Linked DNA regions of Homo sapiens: region 2 is linked to region 1. Evidence: chromatin loops called from intact Hi-C (ENCODE). Cell type or tissue: Panc1. All regions are shown on one strand. Links, peaks and the distances in the headings refer to the core of each region. The heading gives the core; the rest is flanking DNA.

What was found. Peaks named below come from ENCODE experiments on the same cell type or tissue, not always from the same donor. Only the 100,000 strongest peaks of a DNase experiment are listed, where the experiment ranks them.
Region 2: a loop joins it to region 1, with 3 times the contacts of the local background. A loop is called at or near these places in 35 of 110 quality-filtered maps.

The regions. Positions count from the first base shown.
Region 1 is chr11:76,912,558-76,928,308 of GRCh38, forward strand. ACER3 (alkaline ceramidase 3) reads left to right here. Exons shown (of 11, transcript NM_018367.7): 2 at 14,000-14,110. Among named protein-coding and RNA genes, the nearest start is that of ACER3, 60 kb to the left of the region's middle. In Panc1, for the core only: CTCF peaks have their summits at 6,582, 7,274, 7,544 and 7,868; DNase peaks (open chromatin) are centred at 6,674 and 7,534; H3K4me3 peaks cover 312 bases; H3K27ac peaks cover 85 bases.
Region 2 is chr11:76,863,180-76,878,930 of GRCh38, forward strand. All of the region lies in intron 1 of ACER3 (alkaline ceramidase 3), which reads left to right. Among named protein-coding and RNA genes, the nearest start is that of ACER3, 10 kb to the left of the region's middle. In Panc1, for the core only: no CTCF peak of the experiment used is centred there; no DNase peak of the experiment used is centred there.

The DNA of each region.
Region 1 (15,751 bases), core at 6,569-9,068:
AAATTGTGATCTCTATAGATTAAAGAAGACAATGACATATTGTTTTTAAAAAGGTTATAGAACCCAGATCACTAATCTTTGGGGAATCCTGAGTCTTGGTCTGAGTAATGTGGAGGCAGCGCAGTCGTCAGAAAAAAAATTTTTTCTCTTGTGTTTATATAATAAATAGCTGTTTGAAAAACTTTTTTTGCATGTATTAAGGCAATTGAGGAAATTTTTATGCTATTTAATGACAATAAATCATAAAACTATTGTATTGTTAGCGGTGGAAGAGATCCAAGTTACTGGCAGTGAATCCATATGGGTCCACAGCAACTTCAGTCCTTGCCTCCTCAGAAGAAAGAATTCGACTGAGGGCCATACAGCAGAAAAAGAGACTGAGGCAATTTTCAGATCAGGAGTGGAAGCTTATTTAAAAGGTTTTAGGATAGGAAAGAAAGGAAAATTTGCTTGAAGGAGACCTGAAGGTCCAAGAGAAGAAAGCAAAAAAACAATGGTTTGTAGTTCTCCTTGAAGAGGTCCTTCACCTCCCTTGTAAGTTGGATTCTTAGGTATTTTATTCTCTTTGAAGCAATTGTGAATGGGAATTCACTCATGATTTGGCTCTCTGTTTGTCTGTTATTGGTGTATAAGAATGCTTGTGATTTTTGCACATTGATTTTGTATCCTGAGACTTTGCTGAAGTTGCTTATCAGCTTAAGGAGATTTTGGGCTGAGACGATGGGGTTTTCTAGATATACAATCACGTCATCTGCAAACAGGGACAATTTGACTTCCTCTTTTCCTAATTGAATACCCTTTATTTCTTTCTCCTGCCTGATTGCCCTGGCCGGAACTTCCAACACTATGTTGAATCGGAATAGTGAGAGAGGACATCCTTGTCTTGTGCCAGTTTTCAAAGGGAATGCTTCCAGTTTTTGCCCATTCAGTATGATATTGGCTGTGGGTTTGTCATAAATAGTTCTTATTATTTTGAGATACGTCCCATCAATACCTAATTTACAAATGGAAGAACATTCCATGCTCATGGGTAGGAAGAATCAATATCGTGAAAATGGCCATACTGCCCAAGGTAATTTATAGATTCAATGCCATCCGCATCAAGCTACCAATGACTTTCTTCACAGAATTGGAAAAAATTACTTTAAAGTTCATATGAAAGCAAAAAAGAGCCCACATTGCCAAGTGAATCCTAAGCCAAGAACAAAGCTGGAGGCATCACGCTACCTGACTTCAAACTATACTACAAGGCCACAGAAACCAAAACAGCCTGGTACTGGTACCAAAACAGAGATATAGACCAGTGGAATAGAACAGAGCCCCCAGAAATAATACCACACATCTACAACCATCTGATCTTTGACAAACCTGACAAAAACAGGAAATGGGGAAAGGATTCCCTATTTAATAAATGGTGCTGGGGAAACTGGCTAGCCATATGTAGAAAGCTGAAACTGGATCCCTTCCTTACTCCTTATACAAAAATTAATTCAAGATGGATCAAAGACTTAAATGTTAGACCTAAAACCATAAAAACCCTGGAAGAAAACCTAGGCAATAGCATTCAGGACATAGGCATGGGCAAGGACTTCATGTCTAAAACACCAAAAGCATGGCAACAAAAGCCAAAATTGACAAATGAGATCTAATTAAACTAAAGAACTTCTGCACAGCAAAAGAAACTATCATCAGAGTGAACAGGCAACCTACAGAATGGGAGAAAATTTTTGCAGTCTACTCATCTGATAAAGGGCTAATATCCAGAATCTACAAAGAACTCAAACAAATTTACAAGAAAAAAACAACCCCATCAAAAAGTGGGCGAAGGATATGAACAGACACTTCTCAAAAGAAGACATTTATGCAGCCCAAAAACACATGAAAAAATGCTCACCATCACTGGCCATCAGAGAAATGCAAATCAAAACCACAATGAGATACCATCTCACACCAGTTAGAATGGCGATCATTAAAAAGTCAGGAAACAACACGTGCTGGAGAGGATGTGGAGAAATAGGAACACTTTTTACACTATTGGTGGGAGTGTAAACTAGTTCAACCATGGAGGAAGACAGTGTGGCGATTCCTCAAGGATCTAGATCTAGAAATACCATTTGACCCAGCCATCCCATTACTGGGTATATACTCAAAGGATTATAAATCATGCTGCTATAAAGACACATGCATACGTATGTTTGTTGTGGCACTATTCACAATAGCAAAGACTTGGAACCAACCCAGATGTCCATCAATGATAGAATGGATTAAGAAAATGTGGCACATATACACCATGGAATACTATGCAGCCATAAAAAAAGGATGAGTTCGTGTCCTTTGTAGGGACATGGATGAAGCTGGAAACCATCATTCTCAGCAAACTATCACAAAGACAAAAAACCAAACACTGCATGTTCTCACTCATAGGTGGGAATTGAACTATGAGAACACTTGGACACAGGGTGGGGAACATCACACACCGGGGACTGTTGTGGGGTGGGGAGGGATAGCATTAGGAGATATACCTAATGTAAATGACGAGTTAATGGGTGCAGCACACCAACATGGCACATGTATACATATGTAACAAACCTGCACGTTGTGCACATGTACCCTAGGACTTAAAGTATAATTTAAAAAAAGGAAAAATAAATAAATAAGTTAAAAAAAAAAGACAGCAAAAGAAGACAGAAAAAAAAGGCCCTTTTACCTTGATCCTAGGACTTTATGGGCTCGCCTCTTTCCCATGATACTTCCCTTAGGGTGGGCTTTCTCATGCCCCGTGCTTTCCTTACCCTTTGGAATTGAGCACGCGCAGTGTGTTCAGGGAGTTATACACATGCCCATCTGAGGCTTTCTTCCCTTTTCTGGTGGAGCGTACCCACCCCCCCGAGATCGTACTTCACCATTTTTGTCTCGATGTTAACAGGTGTGGACCATCCGGAAACAACCTCTCCCTGGCACCCCTACTGCTGAGAGAGGCAATGCGATAATTGCTGAACTATCACCCGACATTTCTAGTGGGTGGGGGGAGAGCCCTCCCCGGCCTCACTCATGCCTAACTACCTGTAACAGTATTAGTCCATTTTCACACTTCTATAAAGAAATACCTGAGACTGGGTAATTTATGAAGAAAAGAGGTTTCATTGACTCACAGTTCCACATGGCTGGGGAGACCTCAGGAACCTTACAGTCATGGAAGAAGGCGAAGGGGAAGCAAACTTGGACCTTTTCACATGGCAGCAGGAGAGTGTGTGCAAGCACAGGGAAAACTACCATTTGTAAAACCATCAGATCTTGTAAGAATTCACTCAGTCTCAAGAACAGCATGGGGGAACCACCCACATAATCCAATCACCTCCCACCAGATCCCTCAACACCTGGGGATTACAATTCAAGATGAGATTTGGGTGGGGACCCAAAACCTAACCATATCAAATATAGAAGGTATCTTTTGTGAGATTTTAACAGTAATAAATCATCTGCATTTTTAATAATTAAGGTTAATTTAGTCTAAATTTAAAATGCATTTTAAAGGTCTTATGCATTCATGATTTTTGACTGATGCATTTTAATTCTAAGTAAATGAAGAGTGAATGAAAAATTATACTGAAATTAGTTTGGGGTGAAGGATGAATCTGTTAAATTAATTTTGGGGAAAAGAATAACTTTATTACATCATAACTGAACCACATCTGAAATAATATCTATTAGGTTTTAAATACCTGTACTCTTGAAAATTTGGAACTAGTTTAATTTGCATGAGGGCAGTCTGTCTGGTTTTCTTTTGTATTCCTTTATAGAGCCTTTTGTAGTAGATGATCAGTGGGTATTTGCTATTGAATGAATATAAGGCCACTGCCCTCAAGAAATGTAACTGAGGAGATAAGTCATAAATATCAGTTGATCAGATTTAGTGAAAAGAGATCTGTCTATGCAAGGCAATCTATGCTAAGTGCCAGGTGAGAGGTTAAAACGGTTAAGTGCTGTAACAAGAGTGGTCATTTTGAGTAGGATGATTAACAAAAATTCACCAAATGTAGGTAGGATTTGATTTGGGCCCTTAAAGAAGTTTCGGTAAAAGTGGAGAGGAAGAAGGGATTATCAAAATAACCATTTTCAGATTATGTCATTTCAATAATGCCTCTTCATTACTGAACATAGTTTGGAAACTTTCCCTTTTTGACCTTTGAATAAATCAAAAATGTTCATTTCACCAACTATTTCTCTAGGGATTTCAAGACCCTGTTACTTACCTTGTTCTTCTCTGGCTCATGACTTCATCATGGTTATCTGTTTTAAATCTTTCTCAGTGTGCTCATCTTTGATCCTTCTCTAAAGCAGCATTTTAGACCTGTAAATGCTGTTTGTACAGAGTCATTCCCCTCCCCTGTAACCTCCCTCTTGTGAGGCCAGAGTTTACCTAAGCCGTATCTGATATGGAGCTCCCAAGTTCTTCTCTTAGCTCTTTACCACTGTGTACTTGGCCTTTCTTCCCAAACCTACAATGTACTTCCTCTTGAATTTAACATGAACATTTCCATTTTTACTGGGTCCCAATGATCATTACAAGCTCTGCTTAGTGAATGTGGGTTCCAGCAAACTGAAGACAAAAGGCCCCGACTTCTGGATGAAATGTTTCACCATAAACCTACCTAGACTGGAGGTCTTCCAGAAGCCATCTGCACAATTTCCCCCTTACCCAGGAAATGTTTCTGGGCAATATTGGTGGTTTAAAAATATTTTTAGTAATACTTACATGCAATAAAGTGAATGTGTAATGTATATTTTTAAAAATAATGTGAAAAAACTAATTTTCATAAATTAAATATTTTTCTAAACTATTATATATATCCCAAAGAAAATAGAATGACTTAGGGCAGCCACGGTGGCTCATGCCTGTAATCCCAGCACTTTGGGGGGCTGAGGTGGGAGGATCATTTCAGCTTAGGGGTTCGAGACCAGCCTGAGCAACATAAGAAGACCTCGTCAGTACAAAAAAACCAAAATATATATAATTGGCCAGGCGCAGTGGCTCATGCCTGTAATCTAAGCACTTTGGGAGGCCAAGGTGGGAGGATTGCTTGAGTCAAGTAGTTCAAGACCAGCATGAACAACATAGGGATACCTTGTCTCTACAGAAAAATTTTTTTTTAATTAGCCAGGAGTGGTGGCATATGCCTTTAGTCCCAGCTACACAGGAGGCTGAGGTGGGAGGATCACTTGAGCCCAAAAGGTCGAGGCTGCAGTAAGCCATGATTGTGCCACTGAACTCACTCTGTGCAACAGAGAGAGACCCTGTCTCAAAAAAAAAAAAAAAAGAAAGAAAAGAAAAGAAAATAGAATGACTCTTGTAGTAATAAAAATCCCACATTCCTGCATATCTTTTTATCTGTCAGAAGCATAGCTTAAGTGTTATCTTCTTACTGAAACCCATCTTGGATTCTCTCCCTCCCGCTAAGTGTATTGGTTTTTTTGCCTTCTTTGTTCCTATCACTCTCTTTTGCTAGTTGTTTACCTGTCTGTCTTTCCTGCTACACTTATATATACTTTTTCAGGATAGGTACCAAAGTTATTCACTTGTTAATTTTTCTTCTAGCTCCCAACTTAGTGCCTTGCATGTAGAAAATACTTGATAAATGTTTGTCAAATTGAATTACATTTGTGTTTATCATTTTTTAAAGTAAGACACACTTGGTTTCCTGTTTTTTTTTTCTTCTGATATCTATCTTAATTTAAAGCTACTGGAAGGAGTCCCTTGTACTGTAATATGCATTTATATGATGGTTATTATTATTATTTTTTTCTTTAAGCTTAGCGTGAACCAGTGTACCCTATAACTTTCTTTGTTACTGGCCTGGATTAGAAGACAAACCTTCTCCCTTGTGATAACTGTTCTTGAGCTGGTGCAAGTACCAACACAATTCCCAGGTTGCACCTATTTTTGTTCGTTTTTTACTTTTTATTTATATCATAAGTAGTTATGTGGGGTTTTTTTTCAACTTTTATTTTAAATTCAAGAGTACATGTGCAAGTTCACTATATAGATATTAATTCTTAACACAGCAAGATTGTGGAAGTTCTTATATAATATTCTATGGATCTTTCTCATATCAAATAATCTTTATATGTGTTATTTGGTCATATTTATTATTTATATCATATTCAATTATTTAAATAATGTAAATATAATTGTTTTTACCCATTTTGCAAGTTAGGAAACTAAGGCTTAAGCATAAATAAGTTGCCTAAGTTCACACAGCTAGAAGGTGGTAGTAGATAAGAACACAGTAATGCCTACTCTAAATTGTGAAGATGAATTTAGATGATCTCCCTATCTACATCCATCTCTGAAGTCTCTGAAGCTCTGGGAATGTTTAACATTATTTGAAGATCTGCATAATCAGTAAAATATTTGGCAAAATGAACTTGCATTGGGGAAAAGTGCTGGGTTGCTTTCAGGCTCAAACCAGTTACAGCTTTCATCAAGCTAATTTGCTGACTGGGCAGGACGGCTTTTCACAGTGGAAGTGAAGCAATATAGATCACTTTTTCAGCTTCACTAGATTTTAATGCTTCTATTTATTTATCTTTAGCTCTGGGTGATGGTTTTACAGTTGTAAATACAACCGAGCTCTAAATTGTTTATCCAGTCACCTCAGGGTTTTATGTATTCAGCCAAATGTTGGAAAACCGTTTAGATTGTGGAGCACACTGGCTCCACCTACTGTCCTATGAGAAAACACTTTCCTACTGTATCTTCATTCACAATTCTCTTAAATTGTACCCTTTTGCACATGTGCTTTTCCCCAAACTTTGTTTCTCATATTTTTGATATTTGAGTTTCCGTTTACCTTGCTGAAAGATAAATTTACCTATTAAGAAATCGTGAAATTACTGTAACGTCAGTCTTGCCTGTAATTTATATTATAAGGAGAATGTGTTTGGGGGTATAAAAATATCATAGTTTTCAAAAATCTAAATCTATATCAAAATAAGACTTTCCTTCCAGAAAAAAAGTGTTCAAAATATTTTAGTACACTATTGTGTGGTGTATGAATGAATATCTCGCTTTTATTTCCAGAACAGAAATTTTTTAATTGAATTTTCTGGAAGCAGTTAACCTCAAATCCAATTAAACTCTTAGTAGAAGTAATTTTATTTTCTACCATTCATCTTTTTAATACTTTAGTTTTCAGTTATAAAGACAATATAGCAACATTGTAGAAAATATGGAAAAAGGGGGAAATCCATTATTTAACCTGCTTAAATGTTTATTCTTAATTTCTTGGTTAGGGAACCCTCACCAACTATAGTTTTACCAAGTCATGATTGATGAAAACATAGTTTTATAATTGTGGTCGTTATCAATTTATTACTTCTTAGCTCTGAGTTCAACATTCATTGCATGGTTGGTGAAAATAGACCTGAGCCCTTTGAATATTTTCCTTTGACAACTGGCTGGATGTTAAATTTTGTCAATAGAGGGCGCCAGAGAGACATTGCAAGAGGAAGAGATTTTCCTTCCTGGTTCTGGTGTGCTGGCTTGGCAACTTCTCTGGCGCCAGCTCTTGCAGTCCAAGTGGCTTAATAGCTTCTGGCTCCTACAGTGCTGAGGCTTCCCCAGTGCCCACCTCTTAAAGCTTGGTCAGCTTCTGGTGCCAGGCTATTGCAGAACGTGGCTGTCAGCAGCACCTAGTGGTCAGTAGCATCCCCTGCCCACCTACCTCTCCGCTCTATGGGATTAGCTTTAGCTGGCACCCTAGAGGGCAGAGTTCTGACAAGTTCTGAACAGTAGATTTCAGCAAGCTCTATGGGTATAGCACCACAGCAACTTCTCGGCTATTCAGTGAACCATGGTCATGCCTTCTCCAGCAAGGTCTGCATCTCAGCCTTGGGGAAACCTCTTTTTTAATGCTCTATCTCAGCCTTAGGGGTAGTGGCTGCTCCTTACCTCTGATATTCCTTTATTCTGTAGAGTTTTCTTTACTTGTGACTAGCCTGTCTCTCCTTACTCTTATAAGTTAATAATTCTCTATTCAAATTACTCTGGTTTATCTTTTCTGATTGAACTCTTGACTTTTTTTTTTTTTTTTTTAACAGACAGAGTCTTGCTCTGTCACCCAGGCTGCAGTGCAGTGGTGTGATCATGGCTCACTGCAGCCTCAGCCTCCCAGGCTCAAGCGATCCTCCCACCTCAGCCTTCTGAGCAGCTAAGACCACGGGCAAGTGCCACTATGCCTGGCTAATTTTAAAAAATTTTTTGTAGAGATGGGTTCTCCTTATGTTGCCCAGGCTGGTGTCGAACTCCTGGGCTCAAGCAATCCTCCCCCCTTGGCTTTCCAAAGTGCTGGGATTATAGCCATGATCCACAATGCCTGGGCTGAAACCATTTTTTTACCCAAAGTTTTAAGTCCACGATCATTTTATGTGCATTATTTTGCTTAGTAAAATTAAATTAGCTAACATGTATAGCTATATAAGCTAAATTGCTTATTTACAAAGCAATTACATATCTATTATTCTTTAAATCAGCTTTTTAAAAGTAACCTTTTATTCTTTTTTCCTGACTTTACAGTCTTACCTGATTTATCAATTTTTTGCCTTTGTGGTTAATCCTTTTCATGTCCTACTGAAAAAAATCATTGCCTCTCCAAGGTGATAAAGATGTTCTCCCATATTTTCTTCTGAAGGTTTTATTGTGTTACCTTTTACATTTAGATCTATAGTACCTCTGGAATTTATTTTTAATTAAAACAAATTTTTAATTGTTTATCGAATTGGGCAGCCCTTGAACCAGAATGGGTTCAGAGAAGCTCCCATCTGGAATTTATTTTTGTGTAAGGAGTGTGAACCTGGGATCCAGATTAATTTTTTTCCTATATAAATATGCAGTTGATCCAGTATCTGTATTGAAAAGACCATCCTTTCCTTAATACACTGCAGGCTTATGTTTGTCATAAATCAGGTGCTCGTAAATGTTAGTATGTTCTTATAATCTTACCTGTTCTATTTAACCTTGTTAGTCGGCCTTGATATCTAGTAGTGTAAATACTCCAGGTTTGTTGTTACTCAAGATTGTCTTGGCTCTTCTTAGCCTTTTGTATTTCATATAAAGTTAAGAGTCAGCTTTTTAATTTGTACCCAAAACCATTTGGGATTTTTATTAGTATTATGTCTTATATGTCTTTGTCAGATTTATTCCTAGATATGTGATGTGTTTTGATGCTATTGCAAATTATATCTGTAACACCAAAACTGCAGTTACGTGTTCAGATTGTCAATCTGACCCAGGAATCCTTCAGATATTTGAAGATAGCAGTCATTCCATTCCTTATATGTTGTGTTTTATTTATTTAGTATATTATGCCTTTATATGAGTCTCTACTCTGAATGCTTTAGTATTTCTGTTTTGTTTAGGGTGCCACAAATAGATAAACATCCCAATGAGAAGCTGAATTAAAGCAGAGAAAAGTAGGAGGACCACTATCTAGCTCTTTCCATTTTTACCTCTGAATACTAGTATATTGAGATTTTCCTCCCAGAATAGCCTACTGTCATCTTTCTGTCTTTGGAACTTTCTGTCAGGGTTGTCCTTACTCTCTCTAACAAGCCTATATTTGTGGTTTGCAATTCTTCATTCTAATTTGTAAAACTTGTGCATTGTCCTTAAATGAGTTTCATATAGTTTGTAAGACCCTCCTGCACTCCCTGCCTCCAGGTAATTTGAAATGTATTACTGACTTCCATACTATTGACATTTCAGCTAAATTTAATACTACCTGTACGTTTGGGCATGTTTCCATTGCTTTATCTTAGTCATCAGTAAAGATTTTCATTAGTTTGAATCTTAGGGCACTCCTGAATGGTAAAATATTCAACATCTCCTACAGGTTTACTTAAAACTATTGATAACTGCTGTTTGGATATATAACTCTCAATCTGTCTGGCTCCCCACCTTACATTTTCATACTCTACCTAGGCAAATTACTTTATTCTTTGTACAGTTTGGAAGTCATTTAATATATTCTGAATAAAATACTCTGATATAATTTTTAAAACATTATAATTAATAAGCACCCTCTGTGTGAACATTGTGCTAGCACATCTAGTGAGAGGAACATTAGCTATAAGGACAGATAGACCTGGAATAAAATCTTGCCACCACCATTTGCTTATTGTGAGAACTTGGAATTGTATACTGTAAATTGTATAATTTCTTAACCCGCTTTTACTGTTTATTTTTAATAGGGACAACAATACTTCACAAGATTGGTTGTGAGAAGCAAGTAAGATAGCACATGTAAAATATAAAGTTCAGTACCTGGTACTTAATAGGCTCAGCATATTTTTGTTCCTTTCTCTCCTTTCAGGGTCTAGCTCAAATCTTAATACATCTATGAAACTATTCCCAACGATCTTACTCCCTCTCCTAAATGGTTTCTGTATTAATTTTTATTTTATCAAAGCAATATATAAAAAAAATTTAAAAATCTAGATAATGCTAAACAACTTTAACAAAACCAGAAGGCAATGTTCTTTCCCAACCCTTCTTTGCTTCCCACTGTCTAATTCTACTCCCCAGAAGCAAAATTAAAAAAAAAAACAAACCCAGCTTGATTGAGGTATAATTGAGATACAAAACAGACTGCACCTATTTAAAGTGTACAAATTAAAATTTGACATTGGCTTATACCTGTGAAACCATCAAAAACAAGATAGTAACATATCCTTCACCTCCAAGTTTTATTTTATTCCTTTGTAAGCCCTCCTTCTGCATTGAACTTCCACCATTTCTCCCCCAGCAACCACTGATCTTCTTTCTGTCACTGTAGATTAGTTTGCATTTTCTAGCCTTTTATATGATCTGTTTTAGTCCTTGTCTGCTAATTCTAACATCTGTTCTGGGTTGGTTCCAGTTGATTATTTTCCTCATGGATCATGTTTCTTGCTTTTTTTGTATGCCTGGTAATCTTTGATTGAATACCTGACATCGTGCTTTTTTTAACTTTGTTAGGTGCTGAATAACTTTTGTATTAGTATAAATAGTCTTGAATTTTGTTCTGGATTTCAGTGAAGCTACTTGGAAACAGTTTGATCCTTTTGGATTTTGCTTTTGTGATTTGTTAGGTGTGTCTGGAACAGGGTTCAGTCTAGTACTAGCTATTCCCTATTACTGAGGCCAGGCCTTCTTGATTCCTTTATCCAATGCCCAGTGTGATACAAATTTTACCATTTCAGCTTTTGGGAGTAGGCACTGTTTCTGGCTATGTGTGTACTGGCTATGTGTGAACACCTGGTACTGTTCCCTCTAATATTTTCACCATGATTCTTTCCTGGCTTCGACTAGTTTGCTCCTACACATCTGCTAATCAGTCTTCTGCTGAATAGTTAGGGGGCCCTTTATAGATTTCCTGAGTTCTTTCTCTCTAAAGTTGTCTCTCATATACTGTCTCCTGTGAAATCTAGTCACCTTGGTCTTCCTGAACTCCCCGCTTTGTTTCCTCATCAGGGAGCCTGCCAAGGTCCCGCTGGGTACTCCCTCCTTATGCTGTGGCTTGAGTACTCCAGGCAGTAAGGTAGGGGCAATCATAGGGGCCTCCATTTGTTTCTTGGTTTCTCGGGAATCATTGCCTGATGTCTATTGTCTTGAAAATAGTTGTTTCATATATTTTGTCTCCTCTCCCCTTCCCTCTGCTCCCCTCTTCTTCTTATTTCAGGTAAGAGGATAAATCTGGTTCTTGTTTCTTCATCTTGTGTGGAAACAGAAGTCTGACAATAACTGTGTTAACATTTATTTTATTTATTTATGTATTTATTTATTTATTTTTGTAGAGATGAGTCTCACTGTGTTGCCCAGGCTGCTCTAGAACTCCTGGGCTCAAGCGATCCTCCCACCTTGGTCTCCCAAAGTGCTAAGATTACAAGTGTTAGCCACTGCCCCTGGCCAGCTATTTTTTTTTTATTATTATTAATTTGGCTTCAGATTTCTGAATAACTTGCCTTACAGTCCTATTTCTGGATCTGTAAATTTAAGATATTGTCTGTTGTCTTCTAGTTTTGGTGGTTGGGGATTTCACTTTTTTATACCATCCCTGCTTTCCCCACTATATTTTCTCAATAAAGTCAGAGCATAATTTTTTACTAAATAAGTAGTTAGGATGTAACATCCATAATATCAATATGGCTATGTAAATAATGTGCACTGCTAAGCCAGATAGTGTACTCTATGGTAACATTTCTTTCTGTGTAGACTACTAAAAATACAAAAATTAGCTGGGCATGATGGCATGCACCTGTGTTCCCAGCTACTCAGGAGGCTGACACACAAGAATCTCTTGAGCCCAGGAGGTGGAGGTTGCAGTGAGCTGAGATCACGCCACTGCACTCCAGCCTGGGCAACAGAGGAAGACTCTGTCAAAAAAAAAAAAAAAAAAAACACCAAAAATTTGTCTACAGCAAATACATAGGGTTAATATTAATATCCCTTTTACAAGAAGGGCTCCTTCTTATAGAAAAAGGAAAGACCAATAGAAAAACTGGCAAAGGGCATGAAATACATTTCATAGGAGAAGAAATACAAAAGAAGATAAAATTATACCCATCCTTATTCATTGTAAAAGAAAGAACGATGCGTCCATGTTTTCTGTTACTACTTTTTGGGCCAATAGATTTATTTCTTGACTTGACAATCTCATTTTTGTGTATCTATTTTACAGATATACCTGCACTTGTAAATATATATGGTTATTCATTGCAGTATTACCTGCACTTGTAAATATATATGGTTATTCATTGCAATATTGCTTGTAATAGTGAGAATGGGAAATAACCTGAATGTTTACAGTTATAGAGGACTGGTTGAATGAGTTATAGTACAATTTTTCCAACACCTCTGTCAAATGCCCATTGGCATTTTTTCCCCAAAATTTTTTAATTTATCAAATTATCTATCCTTTTCTTCCTTTTCTTCTTGGAAACTTCTTTCCTGCAGTTCTTGGTTCTCCTGCCGCAGTTTGGATGGACTGTGTGGTCCCTGGTCCTTTTGTAGTCTTGAGCCTTTTCTTTACCTCTCTCCTGTGTTGCAGCCCATGTTTCTTAGCTCTCATGTCATCCTTTCTCATGGTCAGTTTCCTTGTTTGCACTCATTACATTCTCCAGTTGATTCCAGAAAAAGATATGTTGTAAGTATATTTTTTTAATCCTTGACTGTTTGAAAATGTTTTCTTCTACCCTCTCAGTGAATTGATTATTTGTCTTGATATTAGCATCTCTGCTGAAAATCATTCTTTTGAAATTTGGAAAATATTGTGCCCCTTTATTCTTCTGATAATCAAATTTATAAAATACTGTTTAGCCATTTCTTTCTCCATTTTATTTACTTATAAATTCTACTGGGGTTTTTTACTATTCCTTTGCTATTCATGTTTGCACTTTGTTTTTGTGAAGACAGGAGGAAAGATCAAATTAAGATCCATTAATTAGGCCTTCTATGTTTTACTAGAAACAGAAACTAGAAATTAAAACATTACTAGAAAATGAAATGTTAAAGAGACACACAAAATGTAAACTGCAATTTGTTGCTTTTTTATTCCAAGTAACAAAATTAAGCCAATCCTGTATTCATCATGTCATACTGCATCCATGGACCACAATTTCAGTGCATCAGTATAGGCTGCCTCCCCCAACCCATTTTCTGCTGTATCTCTGAGGTTCTTCCGGAGATCTTTTTCTTGCTTGCCTTTAGAAATTAGGATTTCCTTTAGTGGGTTTGCTGGTGGAAAATTTTTAGTTTCATTTGTCTGAAATATCTTTATTTTATTTGGATTATTGTGAGAAATTTTTGGTGAGTACAGAATTTTTTTTCAGCACCTTGAAAATATCTTCCCAATGTCTTTCTGAGAAGTTACTTGTGTAATTGTTGTTAAAGCCTACGTGAATGTATCTTTATTTAAAGTGTTATTGATTAACCTAAATGTCTTCTTATATTTTTCTCTTAAAGGGAATACAGTGAGTAACCTGATCATGATTATACCTCCAATGTTCGGTGCAGTTCAGAGTGTTAGAGACGGTCTGGAAAAGCGGTACATTGCTTCTTATTTAGCACTCACAGGTATGTATAACACTGTATCTGAAGAAATGTACAGTATTCAAATGGGCCATTTTTCTCATTCATTTCTAAAAGCGGTTTTCAATTTTGTGTTATTACATAACTTGAATATATTCTGAAACTTCTTAGTTAAAACTCCAAAAACCTTGCCAGTGAATTGAACTGCATTTTGAATAAAATGTTTTAGAAATTACAAAATATTTTAAGCATACAAAAAAGAATAGAGATAATATAACAAATATACCCACACATCTTACTACCCAGTTTTGTCAGGTCCTAACAATTTATAATATTTGTTTCAGATCTTTTTCTTTTTTAAGGAAATTACTACAGATAAAATTAAAACTCCTTTGTATTCCTCCCTGATTGTATCCCCCTCAGCCTCCCAGCCCATCCCCTAAGAGCTAGCCTCAATCCTGAATTTGATGCTTATCATTTTCTCATGTTTTCATGTTTATACTATGTATGTATATATCCTTAGAAGTATACATAGTATGGTTTTGCATAGTTTTAAACTTTTTGGAAAGGATACCATCCAACCTTTTGTGACTTACGTATATTCTACTTGTCTGTGAGGTGGAGGACTGTGTCTTAATGATCTTTGCGTCCCTATTGTCTGGCAGTTTAGTGTTCCTCAATAAGTACTGGATGGATGGGTAAATCAGCTATACCAGAGCCTAACGTAGTGAAATCACTTCTGTCTTCTGTCATGTTCTTGCATCATCATAATAAATAAAAAATACCAAATGAAGTAGATTCTTTCTAGTAGTTTCATTTCTTCATTTTCTATTCTGTTTTTTTTATTATTATTATACTTTAAGTTCTAGGGTACACGTGCACAACGTGCAGGTTTGTTACATATGAATACATGTGCCATGTTGGTGTGCTGCACCCATTAACTCGTCATTTACATTAGGTATATCTCCTAATGCTATCCCTCCCCCCTTCCCCCACCCCACAACAGGCCCTGGTGGGTGATGTTCCCCACCCTGTGTCCAAGTGTTCTCATTGTTCAATTCCCACCTATGAGTGAGAACATGCGGTGTTTGGTTTTTTGGCCTTGCGATAGTTTGCTGAGAATGATGGTTTCCAACTTCATCCATGTCCCTACAAAGGACATGAACTCATCCTTTTTTAATGGCTGCATAGTATTCCCTTGTGTATATGTGCCACGTTTTCTTAATCCATTCTATCATTGATGGACATCTGGGTTGGTTCCAAGTCTTTGCTATTGTGAATAGTGCCGCAATAAACATACGTGTGCATGTGTCTTTATAGCAGCATGATTTATAATCCTTTGAGTATATACCCAATAATGGGATGGCTGGGTCAAATGGTATTTCTAGTTCTAGATCCTCAAGGAATCGCCACACTGTCTTCCACCATGGTTGAACTAGTTTACAGTCCCACCGACAGTATAAAAGTGTTCCTATTTCTCCACATCCTCTCCAGCACGTGTTGTTTCCTGACTTTTTAATGATCGCCATTCTAACTGGTGTGAGATGGTATCTCATTGTGGTTTTGATTTGCATTTCTCTGATGGCCAGTGATGGTGAGCATTTTTTCATGTGTTTTTGGGCTGCATAAATGTCTTTTTTTGAGAAGTGTCTGTTCATATCCTTTGCCCACTTTTTGATGGGGTTG
Region 2 (15,751 bases), core at 3,156-5,655, 53 kb before region 1:
TTATGCCACTGCACTCCAGCCTGGGCAAGAGTTAGACCCTATTTCTACAAAAAAAATATAAAAAATGCAAAGAGAGAAAACTGGCGGTAAGTCATGTGGACTCTGAGAGAGCAAGATACTGTGTTCTGGCAGATAGCTCTGAGAAATGGGAAATGACATTTGTTCTCAATGTGCTCAGAAGAGGAAACTCTGAGCAGACTGCAGGGAGGGTTTTGACATAGGAATCAGAGGGGTTGCAAGAAGAGGATGAGTGAATGTTTGCAGCCCTTTGCGCATGCACCTTGGGAGAAAATCATCTGGAGGAAGTTGAGGTCAAGTCATCTTACCATAGCAAGTCATGAGTATCTACAGTAATATATCTTGGACTAAGATAATTTGATCTTTGAAAAATATGCTGATTAATAATAATATGTTTAAAATATGTGTTTAAAGCAAGTGCAATATTAACATCACGATAGTATTTACATTAACAATAGTATTGATGGTAATATTAAGGATAATGTAATAATAGCTATTATCTAAGTGGTCACTTGTACTACACTTTGCTAAGCACTTCATATATCTTATCTCTTTTGATCTTTACAGTAATTTCAAAAAGAAGGTATTATTATCCCCATTTCAAAGATAAGGAGATTGAAGTTCTAAGAAATAATTTACCTAAGATTACAGTAAGTGATGTAGAGATAGTGTTCACATTGAAGTCTGACTCTAAAGCTACTATCCATGTTACCTCTCCATCATTACTTCTATCACACATTCATTGTTTTGCCCCTATATTCAAGAAAGGAAGACAGATATGAAATACTATGCTATCACACAGGACAAATTGAACAACTATTCAGTTTACTCAACCATCTTTCAACTATCTTTCAGCATTAGAATATATGTATTTTAGGGAATAATGAAGTGTTTGGGGAATTGCATATTCAGATATGGCAGTAGTTCTCAGTCACTTTCAGCACCCGAAAACTGTCTTCCTAGCATCAGCCAAGATCAGTTTAAATTCCTTTTGTTTGAGCATATTGTAAAGACCAGAGGAAAAGGTCTCTCATTGTGAAATAATAAGCCCCTTGACCTGCCAGAAGTTAGAGGTACAGGCAGTCCTTGCTTTGCATCATAGTGTGGGACCACACAAATGACTGTGCAAGTTAAAACCAGGTAACACTATGTTAATAATCAATGGGAAAAGTTATGATTGTTCTGTGATCTTTAAAACTTTTTGTCAAACATTGTAAACTCTCTTACTGTTGGTTATGAATATGTAGGGAAATGAAAAAAGTAAGCATATTTATTTAGTATACTTTAAAACATTAAAAACATTGAGAAATAAACTATTTTGTTTATAAAAATCACTTATCAAGAGTAATTAAAACAGTGCTTGCCTTTTTGTCACATAACTCATAATATGGAATGGGTATTTTTTTTTTTTTTTTTTTTTGAGGTAGAGTCTCGCTCTGTTGCCTAGGCTGGAATGCAGTGTCGCGATCTCGGCTCACTGCAACCTCCACCCCCTGGGTTCAAGCAGTTCTCCTGCCTCAGCCTCCCAAGTAGCTGGGATTACAGGCGCATGCCACCACGCCTGGCTAATTTTTGTATTTTTAGTGGAGACGGGGTTTCACCATTTTGGCCAGGCTGGTCTCGAACTCCTGACCTCAAGTGATCCACCTGTTCAGCCTCCCAAAGTGCTGGGATTACAGGCGTGAACTTCCATGCCCAGTTGTCTTTTTTCTTTTAAATTAATTTTTTTTTTTTTTTTTTTTTAGCCAGCTACAGCTACACTAATGAGGGCCAACAGGTTTTTGGATTTTTCTTGAGACAAGGTCTCCCTCTGTTGCTTAGGCTGGAGTGCAGTGGCACAATCACAGCTCACTGCAGCCTCGACCTCCCAGGCTCAAGTGATCCTGCCACCTCAGTACCCCATAGCTGGGACTACAGGCGTGTGCCACCATGCCCAGCTAATTTTTTTTTTTTTTTTTTGGATTTTTAGTAGAGACAGGGTTTTGCCATGTTGCCCAAGCTGGTCTCAAACTCCTGAGCTCAAGCAGTCCTCCCACCTCAGCCTCCCAAAGTGTTGAGAATATAGGCATGAGCCACCATGCCCAGCCGGGATGAGTACTATCCCTTCATGAATTCTTTTCTAATTTGTATCAGCTTCCAAAATTTATCCTTTGCACTTTTAAGATTGTGAAATCTCTCCAAGAGTTCCTTTAATGCAAAGTTTTTTTTGTTAGCATAATTTCTCCTGGGACATCTTTATCCTTTTCACCACAACTACTTTATGCATTTACGTTGATAAGTTTGCCTTCTCTTTCTCTGAATTCCTCAGATTGCATTTTTTTTTTTTTTCCAGACGGAATCTCGCTCTGTCACCCAGGCTGGAGTGCAGTGGCGCAATCTTGGCTCACTGCAACCTCCAGCTCCTGGGTTCAAGCAATTCTCGTGCCTCAGCCACCCACATAACTGGGATTACAGGAGTGCACCACCATGCCCAGCTAATTTTTGTATTTGTAGTAGAGACGGGGTTTCACCATGTTGGCCAGGCTGGTCTCAAATGCCTGACCTGCAGTGATTCACCTGCCTTGGCCTCCCAAAGTGCTGGGATTACAGGTGTGAGCCACCTTGCCCAGCATCTTTTTTTTTTTTTTTTTCTTTTTTGAGACGAAGTCTCATTCTGTCGCCCAGGCTGGAGTGCAGCGGCGTGATCTTGGCTCACTGCAACCTGTGCCTCCTGGGCTCAAGCAATCCTCCCAGCTCAGGCTCCCAAGTAGCTGGGAGGCACGCACCACCATACCTGGCTAATTTTTGTTTTTTGTTTTTTTTTTTTTTGGTAGAGATGGGGTTTCACCATGTTGGCCAGGATGGTCTTGAACTCCTGGCCTCAAGTGATCTGCCCACCTCAGCCTCCCAAAGTGCTGGAATTATAGGTGTGAGCCACTGCACCCAGCCCCTCAGACTACATATTTAGAGTCCCTTGAATGGCAGTAGCGTCAGCATTCTTATGGTTAGCTATTTCTTCTATAATTCTGTTTATGTTTGATTGGAATTTCACTTCCAACATTATACATTTTTGTTTCTCTGCTACCCTTACATCATTCTTGGCCAATTCTCTCCTTCTGTTACTCAATTTTGTAACATGGCACATAAGTTTATCACCAGGAGACAAGGAGGCAACTCAACTACATGCTTTGCTTTCTGTACATGAACTGAATAACTGGTACCAGGTTCACTGTGACTGATCATCAACAGACAGTGAAAGAAGTGACCTGGTTGGTCACTGATGGTGATGTACTTCTGTTATTTGTATACTGATTTGTGGACTTAAGATGTAGCAGTGAAGTTTGTACTATATTCAGCTACTCACAATTAGTATACAGTGGTAACTGAAATTTGAATTGTGTCATTGGGTAATTGGTGTTATTTAACTAAACTATGATAACTGAAATTTGAGGATATTGGAACCCTGCAAAGTGAAGACTGTATTTCTAATCCTCAGAACATTCCTATCAAGGAACGTTAGATGTTGTTACCCCATTGTAAAGAGAAGGACACTGAGTCTTGGAGAAGTTAGTTAAATAAGCAGCTCAGCATCATACAGCTATTAAGAGGCAGAAATGGTATTCAAATTTAGGTCTCACAACTCTTTCTACCAAGACATACTATCTATACGAAGTGGAGTTTCAGGTGCTGTTGGTTTAATGGAAGAAATACTACATAAAGGGAAATGGAGGGGAATAAGATTTACCTACAGCTTCATGATGTGAGCCATCATGCCCAGGCCATATTTTCTTTATTCATTTTTCTGACAGCGTAAACTTGGGTTACTTCTACCTCTTGGCTATTGTGAATAATGCTGCTGTGAATATGGGTGTTCAGAAAAGAATTACCCGGTTAAAAGTCATTCAAAATGTTTTATTTATTCAGCAGATATTTACTGAGTACCTATTTTGTCACTGACTAAGGCTATAAAACCATTTGAAGACAGCTTCTCTGTTCAAAGTAGCTGAGAGGGCCAGGCATGGTGGCTCATGCCTGTAATCCCAGCACTTTGGGAGGCCAAAGCAGACAGATCACTTGAGGTCACGAGTTGGAGACCAGCCTGGCCAACATGATGAGACACCGTCTCTACTAAAAATACAAAAATTTGCCAGGTGTGGTGGTATGTGCCTGTAGTCCCAGCTGCTTGGGAGGCTGAGGCAGGAGAATCACTTGAACGCTGGAGGCGGAGGTTGCAGAGAGCTGACATTGTGCCACTGCACTCCAGCCTTGGTGACAGAGTGAGACTCTGTCTCAAAAAAAAAAAAAAAAAAAAAAAAAAAAAGAAAGAAAAGTAGCTGAGAGGGCAGCAGGAGTATGAACAGACAAGTATAAACAGGCACATTTGTTTCTTTCAGGTGAAATGCATTCCCAAAAACATATTTGATCATGGAATGTCCAAGAATTGACATATTATGATGAAGGGTTTATTTATCAGAAAGCTAAAAAATAAAAATAAATAAATAAAAGAAAGCTAAAAAATACATGAAAATTCCCAATTATGGTTTTTATAGGGCTTACCTCAGTCTGAGGAGGTAACCTGGTTGGTATGACTTTCATGGATGGGAAGAATGGCTGTTGTGATGTTGTATGATCATCTTGCCATATCCTTTTGTCCATGAGTGAGAATGGTTCAAGCTAGGTATTGTTCCTTCTCATAGGTTTGCTGCCTCTCTCCCCATCCTATTCATAGGAAGTGGGCAGAAGGAAAGTAGGGCAGCCCTCAGTCTCTATACCTTTACTATGGGATTCACTTAGATGGGGGAACAAGGTCTTTTTTTTCCTTGCTGCTGCAGCACAAGACAAAAGGGGCTTTAATCAGCTATCTCTGCCATACAGGTATGCCATGAAAGGCATTTGACTGCTTGTAGCCCTTTGCTATATTTCTTTTCTTTTCCTTTTCTCAGGTTCCTTCCTACCATCCTCCCTGAAGAGCAACCTCAAGTTAGTGAGCACACATCAGGCTTCTTTTTTGGTCTTGGGACTCTGGGCTGGCAGAGGTGACATCCCTGTCATATGAAGGAAGATGCTCCTTTCTCTGAAGGTTATTGACAGGCAAGCAGCACTGCCTCCAAATTATAACTCAAAAGTTCATAAGTCAACTGAAGAATGAAGGCCAAATGAAAGGACAAATTGAGTGTACAAAAGAGTTTAGTTTTAATATCTCTCTCTCTCTCTCTGTGTGTGTGTGTGTGTGTGTGTGTGTGTGTGTGTGTGTGTATAGCCCATGGTTCCTGGCTCATAACTCTCATATCCCTTTTTAGAGTCTTTTATTATAATGTTGGGGCACTGTAGGCCTCAAAACAGGCCTTAGGAAACAGAATCTCCATCTCTCTGGTCTTCCCCTGCCCTTCTTTCACCTACCCAAGGCAGGACTCTAATCTGACTGTGGGTCACAAGACCCTCATTACAGAGAGAGTCCTGCCTCATACCCTGGAGGAAGGAATGCTGCAGAGAGAAGCCAAGAGGAATCTGAACAGACAGGCTTTGCTGGGTTTCCCCATTCAGTCTATTAATATTAGACTATACCTTTTTTGTCCAATCATATTTCAACATGGTTGTTCATGCTTCAATCATGCCTATCCAGTGAAGTCTCCATAAAAGGTTCAAGAGGACAGGGTTTGGAGAACTTCTGGATAGCTGAACACGTGGAGACTGACAGGAAGGTGAACAAGAACTCATCCACATAGTAGGATGGTGCTGCGCTCCAAATCTATGGGGACAGAACCTCCTGTGCTCAGGACCCTTCCAAACCTGCCCCTGGGTATCTCTTCTTCTGGCTGTTTATTTGTAAACTTTGAAATATCCTTTGTAATAAACTAATAAACCTGTTTACCTGGGTTCTGTAAGCTGCACTAGCCCTAGCCCCGGACTTGGGACAGATGTCTGAAGGAAGGGGGCAGTTCTGGGGACTGAGCCCTCAACCTGTAGGAGCTGACACTATCTCGAGGTGGATAATGTTGGAATTGAATTGGAGGACACCCAGCTGGTGTCTGCTGTAGAACTGATTGCTATAGAACTGATTGGGTTTCCCCACACACACTTGGTCACAGAAGTCTTCTGTGATGATTGTTGGGTTGTGAGAACAGAGGAAAAACACAGTTTGAGTTGATATATGCAGACAGCATCCAAGTCAGACTGCCAGTTAATTGTTTTAGGTGCTATGATCGCTTATTACAAACTTAAAACATAGATAGGTTCATAAAGGTTTTATAGCGTTAGTGCTGCAAGAGCTGCCATACCAGCTATTTATTTATTTTTAATTATGGAAAAATACATGTAACATAAAATTTATCTTCTTAACCATTTTAAATGTACATACAGTTCAGTAGTCAATAGTGTTAAGTACATTCACACTGTTGGGCAATCAATTTCCAGAACTCTTCATCTTACAAAACTAAAACTCTGTATCCATTAAACAACTCCCCGTTTTCTCCTCCTTCTAGTCACTGGCAACCACCTTTTCTACTTTTCTGTCTCTATAAATTTGACTACTCTAAGTACCTCATATAAGTAGAACCATACAGTACTTGTCTTTTTGTGAGTGTTTTATTTCACTTAGTGTAATGTCCTCAAGGTTCATCCATGTTATAGCAATCAGAATTTCCTTCCTTTTCAAGGCTGTATAATATTTTATTATATGTATTTGCCACATTTTCTGTTTTTTGAGAAAGGGTCTCATTCTGTTGCTTAGGCTGGAGTGCAGTGGCGTGATCGTGGCTGACTGTAGCCTTGACCTCCTAGGCTTAAGTGATCCTCCCACCTCAGCCTTCCAAGTAGATGGGACCACAGATGCGGGACACCACACCTGGCTACTTTTTTTATTTTCCGTAGAGATGAGATCTTACTATGTTGCCCAGGCTGGTCTCAACCTCCTGGGCTCAAGTGATCCTTCCAACTCAGCCTTCCAAGTAGGTGGGACCACAGATGTGTGCCACCACACCTGACTAATTTTTTTATTTTCTGTAGATACGAGGTCTCACTATGTTGCCCAGGCTGGTCTCGACCTCCTGGGCTCAAGTGATCCTCCCACCGTCTCAACCTTCCAAGTAGATGGGACCACAGATGCATGCCACCACACCTGTCTATTTTTTTTATTTTTGTAGAGATGAGGTCTCACTATGTTGCCCAGGCTGGTCTCAAACTCCTGGGCTCAAGTGATCCTCCCACCTCAGCCTGCCAAGGTGCTGGGATTACAGGTGTGAGCCACCATGCTCGGGTCACATTTTTTATTCATTCTTCTGTCAGTGTACACTTGGGTTGCTTCTACTTGGCTATTGTGAATAATGCTCCTGTGAACATGGGTGTACAAATATCTCTTCAAGACCCTAAAGGTGGAACTGCTGGACGATGTGGTAGCAGAGTAGCTATTTTAACCTTTTCATTATAAAGAAACCTTTTAAAAAATTTCTTTCATGGGTGCCATGAATTTATTGTCACTCTTACATAAATTTTAATTTATTATTACTCCTACATAAGTTACAATTGTTAATGTACTTTATCCCTGTTTTAATTAATCAAAGGTACATGTAACCCAATCAGATAAGTTCTAGATACTATTACCATGCTGTAATGATTATATGAGATACAGCCACTAATTAGTTTAATGCATTGATATAAAACAAAACAGCATAATATTTTCATTACAGTCTTCTTGTGGATAAATGTGATTTTTGAAATATTAAAAATAGCCAGTAGAAATAATAATAGCTAACATTTATGGGGTTTAATGTACAAAGTTCTATGAGTGTATTTCCTGATAATAACTCTTATTACAATCCTTACAACGACTCTTAACTTAGGTTCTGTAGTCCTGTTTTAAAGATCTGGAAATTTTAGGGCAGAGAGGGATTAAATAATTTGTCTAAAGTTTTCCACTTTGCAAGTGGCAAAGCGAAGATTTAAACTCATGCTCTCTGACTTCCAGAGTGCATTCTTACTCTCTCTCTTCCTGTTTTACTTTTGCAATTAGCTTTTTGAGGTATAATTTACTTACAATAAAATGCATCTGTTTTAAGTATATAGTGTAAAGCAAAAAGTATCTGAGAAAGGTTTCAGTCAATTTACAAGTTTATTTTGCCAAGGTTAAGGATCACAACCTGTGACAGAGCCTAAGGAAGTCCTGAGAACATGTGCCTAAGGTGGTTGGGTTACAGCTTGGTTTTATGTTTTAGGGAGACATTAGATGTCAATCAGTACATGTAAGGTATACATTGGTTCAGTCTAGAAAGGTGGGACAACTTGAAGTGGTGAGTAGGGGGCTACAGCTTACAGGTCATAGGTGGATTTAAAGATTTTCTGATTGGCAATTGGTTGAAAGAGTTAAGTTATTATTTAAATCCCTGGAATCAATAGCAATCAGTATCTGGGTTAAGATAAGGGTTTTTAGAGACCAAGGTTCTTATTATGTAGATGAAGTCTCATTGATGGCTGCCCTTAGAGGCAATAGATGGCAAATGTTTCCTATTCAGACCTCTAAAAGATGCTAGACTCTCAGCTACTCTCTTCAGGATCAGAAAACGAGCTGGAAAGGGAAGGGAATTCTCTATAGAATGTAAATTTCCTCTACAAGAGACAGCTTTGCAGGGCCATTTCAAATTATGTCAAAAAATATATTTTGGGTAAAGTACTTTGATTTGTTTCAGGGCCTTGCTATTTATCATGTGATGGTATGTTAGAGTCACGTTGGAATTTGGTATCTTGTTGCTACAAAAAGTCTGTTCTGTCAGTCTTAGGATCTCTATTTTTTAATGCTGGTCAATTGTGTGCCTGAACTCCAAAGAGTGTAATGAAGCATATCTGACCCCTCTCCCCACCCACCACCCCCATTCATCCCCCAACTTTACCCCCCAAACCCTGGCATAGGCTGAACTTTTTTTTTTGAGACTGAGTCTTGCTCTGTCGCGGAGGCTGGAGTGCAGTGGCACCACCTTGGCTCACTGCAACCTCTGCCTCCTGGGTTCAGATTATTCTCCTGCCTCAGCCTCCCAAGTAGCTGAGATTACGGGCATGTGCCACCACCCCCGCTAATTTTTATATTTTTAGTAGAGACAGTGTTTCACCATGTTGGCCAGGCTTGTCTCGAACTCCGGACCTCAGGTGATCTGCCTGCCTTGGGCTCTCAAAGTGCTGGGATTACAGGCGTGAGCCACCACACCCAGTCTTGAAGCAGCCATTTAATCCCAAAACTATGCACTTAACTACCACACTACCCTGCCTTCCTCCCTTACCACTTTTTTAGACCCCAGTGAGTCCAGGGACTTTATGTTGGGAACTGGTGATCTAATGTTCTCATTTTACAAATAAGGAAAAAGACCTTAAGAAGTGGTCTGCCTAAGATTACATTGAAAATTAGTGGTGAAGCCTAGATCAGAATCCATGTTTAGTAGTTTCTCAGTCTGGAAAATGATGGAGCTGAGGAGGAGGATGTCATTATTGTTGATGTCATATTGTTAATGGGTTACCATATCACAGGACTTCTCCAAACAAAAAGTTTCTAATGAACTGTTTTATTATGGTGAAGATACCTAACATCTATGAAGTGCTTTACAACAATGGGCCTCAGACTTTAATGTGTATGTGGATTACCTGAGAATCTTGTAAAAACATATTCTGGTTTAGTAGATATGGAATGTGGCCTTAGAGTCTGCATTCCTTTTTTTCTTTTTCTTTTCTTTCTTTCTTTCTTTTTTCTTTTTCTTTTTTTTTTTTTTTTTTGAGACAGGGTCTCATGCTGTTGCCCAGGCTGAAGTTCAGTGGCATGATCATAGCTTACTGTAACCTCAAACTCCTGGGTTCAAGGGATCCTCCTGCCTCAGACTCCCGAATAGCTAGCACTACAAGTGTCTGCCACCATACCTGGTGATTTTTTTATTTTATTTTTTGTAGAGATGCAGGGAATCTCGCTATGTTGCCCAGGCTGGTCTCGAACTCCTGGCCTCAAGCGATCCTCCCAAAGTGTTGGGATTACGGGCATAAGCCACCACGCCTGGCTGAGTCTGCATTTCTTAAAAGCTATCAGGTGATTCCAGTGCTGCTGGTCTGGAGACTACACTTGGAGAAACAAGGCTTTAACATCCACAAAGTATTTTTATATCTTTTCTCAGTGTTATCTCTGTTTGTATGTAAGGAAAGTAAGTTCAAAAGGATAAGCAGTTTGTTAAGGATCACAGGGCTGGTACTGGAACCTGGGTTTCTAACTTTGCAAACCAAGTTAGGTGTTGATTACCCTGCACAGTAACAGTAGGCTGATAACCTGTATATGAAGGAAAGCTTGAAAAGGATCATTCTGGGTAATGAGTTAAGTTGAACTTTTTTATTTCAGAAACAATTTTCATCCTTATTTTCTCTTAGTACCTTTCCCAAGCTTAAATGAAATCACCTTTTAGTCTCAAGTCTGTAGTTAGCAGCTAGAGCTTAGTAGGTACTTGAAGGCTAAGTACATTTGGAAGTCTAATCTTAGTATTTGCTCAAGTATTCAAAGGTATTAACTGGGAAGAATTGTCATTTGGTAGCACATTTTGGAAGAAATGATTGATTTTTTTTTTTAAGTGGAACAGTAATTGTGGTGTGTGTATGTGTAAATAAGGACAGTACAATTCCTCAAACAGTAATTTGGGGAACATCACTGAGATAGAATACATAGTATAGTAAACATTTAAATGAAAGTCTTGTCCACTCCATTCTTGTTTCAGGTTAAGATTTTAAGTTGTTTTTTCAGTTTTTAGAATCTACCTTTGTTCCTTTGCCAGCTATTTCCAATAATGGGAAAAAACTCACCTGGAGAGTTTTAGGTAGTGCAGAATATTCAAAAGAAGTAAAGGCATGAAGAAACATTTTAAGACCCAGCAAAATGATAGATCCAAAAGGGACAGTAAAAGCATTTTATGGTTGCATGAAAGTCCTAGATATTTTATTTTGGGGAAAGTACATGGTATAATGGAACAGCTGGCCATTGGACTTGGAATCAGAATCAAGATTCCTATCTGGACTTCACTCTGTTGAGCCTGTGACTTTGGGCAAATCACTTAGCCTTATCAAATATCATTTTTCTCATTTTACAAAAACTGATAAAAAGAATGGTTATGAGATTTAAATGGCAGGATGCATGTGAAAACACACTGTGAAGTACCTGGCAAATATTAGGTACTTAATAAAGATGAGTTGAATTGGAATCTAATAAAAATAAGTTAAAAAAAAAAAACAAAACTAACCCATGCTGTATAACAGTTGTGGCTTCCTTACCTGTGGTGATTAGTTTTATTTGTGAACTCGGCTAGGCTATAATATCCACTTATTTAGTCAAACACTTATCTTGGTGTTGCTATGATGGTATTTAGTAAATGTGGTTAATATCTGTAATCAGTTGACTTTAGGTAAAGGAGATTACTCTCAATAACATGAATGGCCTCATCCAATCATTTAAAAGGCATTAAGTGCAAAAGCTAAGGTTTCCAGGATAAGAAATTCTGCCTTAAGTTTGCAGCATCAGCTCCTGCCTGAGTTTCTAGGGTGTGGGAGGTGGGGACGGGGGCAGTTAAAGCTTTATTTTGGGAGGTCTACTTGATTCCTTACTTTGGTGGACTTTCCATTTCTCCTTTTCTCCCTCCCTTCTTTCTTCTTTGATTTGTTTTTAAATTCAGGATTTTTAGATGTTTTCTGTGGGAGGTTCAATTAGATTATCTATATGTCACATATCCTTAAGCTGATGCTTTTGCACATGCTGTTGGCTTGTCGTTTGTCATTTGTAACTGCATTCTCTGAGTCAGTGGATATCTCTTTAAATCTTGACTGATTACTTCTTAGAGAATTAGGTGCTTTTTCTGTTTCCCTTTGAGGACTTTCTATTGACTAAAGCATAAAGACCAAATTCTAACATGGCATGAAAAGCACTTCTTTTTTTTTTTTTTTTTTTTTTTTTTAGATGGAATCTCACTCTGTTGCCAGGCTGGAGTGCAGTGGTGAGATCTTGGCTCAGTGCAACCTCCACCTCCTGGGTTCAAGTGATTCTTGTGCCTCAGCCTCCCTAGTAGCTGGGATTACAGGCGCAGGCCACTACACCGGGCTAATTTTCGTATTTTTAGTAGAGATGGGGTTTCACTATGTTGGCCAGACTGGTCTCGATCTCCTTACCTCGTGATCCATCCACCTCAGCCTCCCAAAGTGCTGGGATTACATAAAGGCGTGAGCCACCGCGCCCGGCCAACATTTCATTTTTTTAAGATGAAATTTTTATGCATACAACAAAGTTGGAAGAATTCTTCAGTGAATATCCATTCACCCACTATCTCAATTCTACCATTAACATTTTATTACACTTGTTTTTATCACATACCGATTCATTTTTCCATTCCTTTCTCCATCCATCAGTTCATTTTATTTTTTGATACATTTCGAAGTAAACTGCAGACATCTGTTTGCTTTCCTCTAAATACTAAAGCATATCATTAAAGTTTAATTCCTTGTTTTTTTTTTCTTTTGATGTAAAATTTACATTCAATGTAATACACAGTTTTTGTTGTTTTTTTTTTTTTTTTTTTTTTTTGTGGAGTCTCACTGTGTTGCCGAGGCTGGAGTGCAGTGGCATGATCTCAGCTCACTGCAACCTCCCCGTCCCAGGTTCAAACGATTCTCCTGCCTCAGCTTCCCAAGTAGCTGGGATTATAGGAGAGCACCACCACACCCGGCTAATTTTTGTATTATTAGTAGAGACAGGGGATTACAGGCACGTGCCACCACACCCAGTTAATTTTTTCATTTTTTTGTAGAGACATGGTTTCACCATATTGGCCAGGATGGTCTTGAACTCCTGACCTCAGGTGATCCACCCACCTCAGCCTCCCAAAGTGCTGGGATTACAGGCATGAGCCACCACGCCCAGCCTGTAATACACAAATCTTAAGTTATTTTTGCTGGATTTTGAGAAATGCATACACCTATGTAACAACCTCTATCAAGATGTGGAACTTTACCATCAGCCAGGAAAGTTCCCTCATGCCCCTTCTCTGTTAATCCCCACCTCCATCTTACCCCTTCTTTCCAGCACAACCACTGTTCTGATTTTTTTTTTTTCCCTACCATAGATTAGGTTTGCCTGTTCTAGAACTGCATAGAAATGGACTTGTCTAGTATTTACTATTTCGGGTAAGGCTTCTTTTGTTCAGCATGTTTTTGAGATTCATCCATATTGCTATGTGGTAGGATTCCACTGTATGAATATACCAGTTTATTAACCCATTTTCCTGTTGATGGACACATGGCTGTTTTTAGGTGTGGACAATTATAAGTAAAGCTGCTATAAACATTCTTGGGCAGATCATTTTGTGGATATATATTTTCGTTTCTCATAGGTAAATGCTTAGGATTGGAATAATTGGGTCATAGAGTATGTGTATGTTTAGTTTTATTAGATACTGCTAGACCTTTTCCCAAAGTGGTTGTACCATTTTACACACAGAGCATTTGATCCACATCCTTGTCAACATTTAGTGTCAATTTTTCAAATTTTAGTCATTCTGGTGGATGTGTGGTTGTATCTCATTGTGCTATCCAGTTTATTTTTAACTCTTGTCTTCTTTCGTTTCCTTGCCCTACTTACATTTCAGTCTTGCCAAAACAAGCTATTTACATATACATTAATACCCTGTGCACTTTTTATTGTTCATATTGTTCCCATGAGAGGTAATAATAAATTTGTTTTAAAATCATGAAGTTTGTGATGGTTATTCAGCAATAAATAACTGAAAACTGTGTCTGAAGTTGAGTTTTGAGAAATTTTGATTTTCTGTTGTGAAAACTCAGAGTATGTCATATTATACCATGCCTTTTATTCTTAGAAGATGAGACTAAAGAATAAAGATTAGTACTTTTATAAGCCCATCTGAAGATTTCAAAAAATTTTATAAGCATCATTTTATTTATACCTGCAATGTACTCAAGACTCCAAAGAGTTATTTTACCCAATGAAAGCAAGTAAGTACCTCAGGGTTGAAATAATTCAGTTTTGAAGCTGGAAAAAAAATCTTTGACTCATCATAGGTGTAGACTCTCGCTCTAACATATGTTCTTTAACTTTTCAGAGCATGCAGCTTTTAACAGCAAGTAGAAGGACTGGCTAGAGTCAGAACTCCAAAACTATGCATGTTAAAATCTTGATGCTGCTATAAAAGCTGTGTTTTTATGATCTTCACTCACTTATTCATTTATACAAAATGATAAGGAGAGATTCTAGATAAGATACTTTTCCTGAAATGAAACATTATGGTTTCTAAGCTATTTCACCTTCTGAGTAGCAATTTTTCCTTTTTTTCCCCCCCATTTCTTTTTTTAAGCAGATATGAGGGCAATCTGTCTTTGTCTCCTGAAATCCCATTGATCACTAGAGTTGATCTAATTAATCTTGTCAATCAGATGGCTGTTTTGTGTTCAGAAAGTCCAACCTAAAGGTTGACAAATGAAGAGAATTATGACCTTGATAAAGGAGGACAGTCCTTTGGTTAAGAGCAGTCATCATTGAAGAAACATTTAGCACCCTCTGTGTCCTTCCCTGATCCCATCTTCTTCCTTTTCCTCTGGAGATAACCAGTATACTTAATTTAGTGTTTATCATTTCCTAGCTTTTACCACTTTGCATTCCTAAAAATAAACTGTTCAGGTTTGCTTGTTTTATATTTTATATAAGTGGAATTGTACTATATGTACATTCTTCCACAGCTTGCTTTTTTTTTTTAAACACAAATTGTGCTTATTAGTATCATTCATGCTCCTGAGAATTGACTGTGTTGATGGATGTAGATATAATTCATTTATTTTTGCTGTTGTTTAGAATTCCACTGTATGAATACATTCATTTATCCATTCTTTAATCATTGGACATTTTGTTGTTTCCAGGTTTTTGCTGTTACAGATAAGGCTGCTGTGAACATTCTTGTGCATCTTCTGGTACACAGAAATGTAAGGGTTTCTGTGTATACTTAGGAGTGTAATTGTTAGAATATAGGTCATGCTCATATTCAACTTTAACTATTAGGTTGGTGCAAAAGTAATTGCGGTTTTTGCCATTACTTTCAATGGCAAAACCCTCAATTACTTTTGCAATGACCTAATAGAAATTCTCGAATTTTTTGGTCTCATGACCCCTTTACACATTTAAAAATTATTGAAGACCCCAAAGAGCTCTGTGAGTTAAATCTATTGGTATTTACTGTATTAGAAGTTAAAACTGAAAAAAGTTAAATCTTTATTAATCCATTTAAGATTCGTATTTTTGAGAAATGAGATTTTTCTATGTGTTGTATCAGTAGTATGTTTCTTTTGATTGCTGAGTGGTATCCCACTGTATGAATGTAATAGTTTATCTGTTTTCCTATTGACAGATACCTGGGCTGTTCCCAGTTTTTGGCTATTATGCATGAAGTTGAACATTCTTATACAAGTCTTTTTGTGAATGTATATTTTCATTTTTCTTGAATAAATATCTAGGATTGGAATTGCCAGGTTAGGGTTGGTTTATGTTTAGTTTTCTAAGAGCCTGTAAGACTTTTTCTCCACAGTGATGTATCATTTTTCATTCTCATCATGGAAGTTTTAGGTGCTCCACATCCCCAACAATGTTTGGTGTTATCATGCTTCTTAATTTTATCCATTCTGGAGTGTGTGTAGTGGTATCTCATTGTAATTTTAATTAGCATTTACCTGATGTCTGAGGATGTTGAGCATA